Regions from separate parts of the Mus musculus genome. Here region 1 is linked to region 2. Evidence: chromatin loops called from intact Hi-C (ENCODE). Cell type or tissue: left cerebral cortex. All regions are shown on one strand. Each heading gives the region's core, and the rest is flanking DNA. Links, peaks and the distances in the headings are about the cores only. Region 1 holds the start of Dcaf7 (DDB1 and CUL4 associated factor 7). Region 2 overlaps Tanc2 (tetratricopeptide repeat, ankyrin repeat and coiled-coil containing 2).

Evidence for each region. Peaks named below come from ENCODE experiments on the same cell type or tissue, not always from the same donor. Only the 100,000 strongest peaks of a DNase experiment are listed, where the experiment ranks them.
Region 1: a loop joins it to region 2, with 3 times the contacts of the local background. A loop is called at or near these places in 23 of 42 quality-filtered maps.

Annotation. Positions count from the first base shown.
Region 1 is chr11:106,035,376-106,038,177 of GRCm38, reverse strand. It overlaps Kcnh6 (potassium voltage-gated channel, subfamily H (eag-related), member 6), which reads right to left. Exons shown (of 13, transcript NM_001037712.2): 13 at 2,584-2,802. It overlaps Dcaf7 (DDB1 and CUL4 associated factor 7), which reads right to left and starts at 1,306. Exons shown (of 7, transcript NM_027946.3): 1 at 917-1,306. The coding sequence starts at 1,054. In left cerebral cortex, for the core only: no CTCF peak of the experiment used is centred there; DNase peaks (open chromatin) are centred at 533 and 1,398; H3K4me3 peaks cover 1,768 bases; H3K27ac peaks cover 1,711 bases.
Region 2 is chr11:105,925,665-105,928,466 of GRCm38, reverse strand. Tanc2 (tetratricopeptide repeat, ankyrin repeat and coiled-coil containing 2) reads right to left here. Exons shown (of 26, transcript NM_181071.3): 26 at 1-2,802. Among named protein-coding and RNA genes, the nearest start is that of Cyb561, 17 kb to the left of the region's middle. In left cerebral cortex, for the core only: CTCF peaks have their summits at 1,053 and 1,253 (motif pointing left); a DNase peak (open chromatin) is centred at 1,247.

The DNA of each region.
Region 1 (2,802 bases), core at 202-2,701, 110 kb before region 2:
CTACTTCTTCCACTGCTCCCACCATCTTGTCATTTGTCTCCAGTCTGATGTTCATAAGAGTAAGGCAGAGTACTGGCTATAAATACCACTGGCCAAAGCTTTCAGTATCTCTGATTACTGTCATTCATTTTTTTTTTTTTAACTCAAATTACAACAAAAGAATGAAGGTAAGAGATTAGGGAAAGAAAATTCTTCTCAATACTTTCAAACCTATACCCTGCATATAAAAATTCTCTCCTTCTGCCAGTGTTTTGATGAAGTGATGATGTCCAGCAATGCTGCAAATGAATGTGTAAAGAACCACGAAAAGAACAGGTCAAACGTCATCTTTCTCTATTCAGAAATAATGGCGGGATAATGCCACAGACTAAGGTTTCCAAGGATAGGCTGTTTGGGGGAGGGTGAACATCAAGGAGCAAAACCAATGACCAATGACAACCTAGCATTAGGGCTCTGTATCCATGAGAAACACCTGAGATGGGGAAGATCTTGCAATAAATAGCCCTAACAGAAATCTCGCGTGGCCAGGAATGCACGACCACCAATCCAAGCGCCGCATCTTCCTCCACTGCCTCTCTCCCGCCCCCCACCTAGCAACAGAAGCACTGCGACAGGAGTGGGGGAAATGAGAGGGACGGAGGACATAGCTTTGGGGGTGTGACTCCGATCTGAAACCTGCTACTACCATCGAAAATCTTATCTGCCTCAGGCATGTCACAACACCGTGCCTCGGTTTCCCCCGGCTGTCAAAACTAAATAAGAGGCAACGAGTGTGACAACCTCAGCGACAGGACCACAGAGGACCCACCCCCTTGTTGTGGTCAAGGCGAGTTTGCAGGAGAGTTGTGGGGACCGGGGCTGCCGCCCACCTCGAGCGTTCCCCGCCGGCTACACGCTGAGCCCCGGCACAACTCACCTTGTTGTTGTACTCTTCCACGAAGCTGCCCAGCGCCAGGCGAAAGCGCTTGTCCGGCCGCACGCTCCAGTTCATGGCGTACACAGTCCAGGGCGCTTCATATTTGTAGATCTCCTTCCGTTTGCCGTGCAGGGACATGGTGGCGGCTGGGCCGCAGAGCCGGCCAGAGAGGCAGCGGGCTGGGGCACAAGACAGGCGGGGACCCGGGCTTGGGTCCGCGGGTCCGAGGGGAGGCGGGGCCGGGGCGGTCAAGAACGGCCTAGCCCTCCAGCGGGTCCTCGGCTACACACACTCACACTCGGCCGGGCCCGACCACCAGTTTCAAACCAGCTCGGGCAGCGCTACCACCTTCCGTTTGGGATGCCGGCCCGCCCTCTCGGAACGGAAGCCACGCGACCCCGCAGCGGCGACGAGCGTTGGCTGCCGGGTACGTCCTTTCCAAACTGTTCCTTCTTTTCATTGGTCGACACAGTTGTAGCGCCCGCGCCCTCCTTACTATTGGTGAAAATGTTTGTCATTCTGCTCATTAGCCCCGCCCAGCTCCTGGAGGCGGGCTCTTTTGAAGTCCCAAAGATCATTGGCTACCCAAGATGTCAGTCAAGGGGATAACGGCGCAGTGCGGGTGAATGGGGGCGTGGGTGGCATGGGGGCAAGTGTGCCCCTCTACTGATCCAAATTCTAGGCCAAGAGTAAAGCCTGCTATTTCTCCTCTGCTGCTGCTGTTCTGATCACCTCTCTCCACTGACAGTAACTGTCAAACCTACCTTCATGGAGGACCACCTGCGTTTATTACATCTCCCTATGTCCGGCGGTCCCTCAGTCTTTGCCAAACGGGAACTCTCTCCAGCTCCAATGCCCACCTTTTAACTGTTCTCTTTCAGGCATGATAGAAACGTCCAGGGACAGGCTAGATTGATTAAGGCTTTCCTGCGCTTTCCTACAGACACTAAAGAGACTCCTGAATTCTGGGATCGATTTGCAAATGACCTGGCTATTAGTCACTTACCTTCTTCCTCTGGGATGTTCAGAAGCCAAATGGTAATCCAACTTTAAATGCTTATATGCCATGAGTTTGAAATGCAGAAAAACCTGGATCTAGGTACACCAATATAAATGTAAATTCTTTCAACGATATTGAAAGGGGTTGTATTGAATTGTTAGGCAGTACTTTAAAACACGTTAATTTTACGTGTATTTGTATGTGCCCGAGTATAAGTAAGTGTACTACATGTGAACAGTTGCCCACGGAGGTCAGAAGAGGCATTCAATCCCCTGGAACTGGAGTTAGTTACAGATGGGAATCCAACCCAGGTCTGCTGCAAGAGCATCCAGTGCCCATAGGGCTATCCTACCTCTCCAGTCTGTAAAATACAATTTTTAATGGATACAAACACTTGGAAGCCTTGAGGGACAATAGTATACACTTATCAACCATCTTTTAGTAATGGCCACCTGTATGAACAAGTCTACTGGGCACTTTTATTTTTACATAGAGCCTAGGCATGGTGTTACACACCTCTAATCCAGCTCTTGGGAGGTAGAGTCAGGAGAACCAGAAAGTCACTCTTATCCTGGGCTACAGAGCCAATTAGAGGCAGCCTGGGCTAGTTGAGAATCTGTTTCAAAATAATAAAAGTTAAAAGAAAATTAACTGGATACCTAGGTGTGTATTTTATTGAAACGTTTTATTTCTGTGCATATCAGGAAATTTGGTCCATAGTTTTCTATTGGTTACATCATTTCTGATTTTTCAGTGGGTTAATAATGGTCTTGTAGTACAATCTTAGCGGAGGTCTATCTATCTATTTTACGGAACAGGTCTTTTTTGTTTTGTTTTGTTTTTTCGAGACAGGGTTTCTCTGTATAGCCCTGGCTGTCCTGGAACT
Region 2 (2,802 bases), core at 97-2,596:
GAATTAACTCTCTGTCTGGTCCTGGGGATTGAAGGGAGTGAGTTGAGTCCTAGCCAGATTTTCTGGTTAGTGATTAGCAAAGGAAAAAATCCAGCCATCAAGTGCTACAGAAACAAAGCAGCTAGGCCACGTTCTTCCCACGGAGTAGGTCTATCTGAAACCAGGAGATGGTGCTGGCTGGCATCTGCGTGCAGCCAGCTGTAGCCTGACTGGTCAGCTTAGTGTAGGGATCACGATAGTCAGCAGGAAGAAATGAGATGACAGGGTGAGGAAACATGAGAGTAACACTTGATTTTTGGTGTCCAATTATACGTTCATTTGGTACTGACTTTCAAAGCTCTGACTGTGGCCATCACGTGGCCACAAGCATCTCAGGGTGGCTCAGCTGCTGTGAGGCATTGGACACCGAAATGAAGGTTACCAACACTTCAGCCCTTGAGTGGTCTGTATTACAAAAAGAGTTGATGAAGACCCAGTGAATATTCAAGTAGCTCTGCACAGTGGCTCCACCAGCCCCGTTGTGCTTGTGTCCAGGCCCCTAGCCAGCTGCCTTTTCTTGGGAGCAGCCAGAGCTGAGTTCAAGGCATTGCATGGTGAAGGTTTCCATGACGCGTCTTTGTAGGTAGCTCTTACCCTAAGCCCTTTGTTCATTGTTAGTCATGGTAGATGGTCAGTCTGGAATTCCCAGAGGAAAAGGAGAAGTCACACCTCTCAACAAGCACGAGGCAGGGCAGTATGGCCCTCAGAGTAAAGGCGGTAGCAGACCCCTTCTTGAGAACTGGGCAGCCTGAGGGCAGACAGGTAGGGTGGGTGGGGCTGCTGAGCGCTCAGAGCCTCAACAAGAGATGGGCACAGAGGCAGCATATCCTGCCACCTGGGGAGCCTGTTCCATTGTGTGGCAAAGATTCAGTGAGCAACTGGTTTTGTCCAAGGCATTTCTGCAGTAGAAAAATAACCATCTTTAATCAACCACCCAACTGTGATTCTTCTGGAGTTATAAAAGCCGGAGGCTGAGTGAACTGAGAGGAACGGTTTCTAACGGGGAGAAAGGGAGCGCAATGTAACCTCGCAAACGTGGTGTCCAGAGTCTGCCTTGCTACAGGGGCATGGCTGCAGGAAGCCCCCTCAGGCTTGTGTTCCCTTCTTCCTGAACCTCTAGTCTGTAGGGCCCCCTTGCCAGCTGCACTGGCAGCAGCTCCACGAAGCCATTCTTTGTAACCAGGTAAGTATGATGCAGGGTCACAGTGACACCTAGTGGTAGAGTACGGTGAAGCACAAGTGACATCCACATATCCCACTGCATATGACTAAACTCTAAGGAAAAATACTTATGGATATTAAATTAGATACTGGTTTAAAATTTTTCTATTGGGTATATCTCTGAAATATAAAAATACCAATATTTAGAGGGAATCATAAACTACTATACAATATAAGGGAGGAGAACACCTTTCTCTAAGCTGTTCTGTTTATAATAATTTAGGAAAAGTGATAATCCAGGCTTAACTAAAATCAGCAAACTTGGATATCTGGGCAACAACCTGGGATACTGTACACAATTCTAATGAGTGGAATTTTCCTGAGCCATCAAGTTTAAGTTAAACACATCTAGAAAGGGGCACCTGGAACGAGAGGGGGTTGTGCTCTATTAACTCGGGACTAATAGTGCACGACTGCAACCTGGACAGACACAACAGCAGATACAAAATGATCTCCATTTGTCCATGCCGAATTCTCATGTTACAGAGGTTTTCCCTTTACTTTGTAAATAAACAATAATTTTAATTGTTACTTGTGTGCCTTACTGATCCAGTAAATAAATGAACCATGTCTCAGGAGTCCCTAAGAAAATTGCTGGAAAAGCACTTTAAAATCACTGCAAATGTTTTCTTGTGTTTAAAAATCCTTACTCTTTGAGGCTTATATACAACGTTATTTCTGTGCTATAAATGCTGTGGCCCACTGCTTGATTTCTTTCCTTGTATCTTTTTTTCTTGAAAAAACACACTAGAGACAAGAGTGACTCTAATTTCTAATGAAGACATTACTCACACTTAAATATCCAGTATTTATCAGAGTTACAAATTCAAACAGTAAAGTGCACCCATTTATAGACATGATGTGATGGAAACCCACCAGTGCAAGAATTTTGGGCAAAGGAACATGTTTGGGTGAGAAACCTACAAGCTGAAGTTTGTCACCTGTCTCTACTTAAGGGTGATGTGAATTGAGTGATAAGAATTTGCCAGTTTCATTTAAGATTTGTCTTCCATCCTGAAGCCAGGCAAATGTTCATTGTTGGGAAGGGAGGGGCACATTTAAAATACAGTACTAAGATCAACCATGGCAGTGAAGTAGCAAAGCAGGGCAGGCAGTCTGCATCCAGGGAAGATGCTTGTCTCCTGCCTCAGGAAGCTCCCATTGGTGTTCTTAAGTCAAAAACCACTTGCTCCAGTAGTGGCATGCACTCTCTCTTATAATGGATAGGAAATAATTGTGGTTTGACACTGCTATTTCAGGTGGGGGTAGAGACGCTAACTCTCTTAATTTTCCTGGGAAAATGAGGGACCATGGGTAATAGTGGCAGCTGTGGTGTATTTTTAGGTCTGCATGGCATTCTAACCCACTTGGGCAGGTAAGGTGGTAAGGGTGGCTTTCCAAACAGGCGGGAGCACTTTATTAATGGACTGTAGGAGCTCCCTCAGAGGTGGTTCAGGTAAGATACAATGTGATGCAGAGACCAACAGAGCTGTGTCCAGGCCACAAGGGGACTGGAGAGGCTGCTGCTCCCAGCTATAGGCT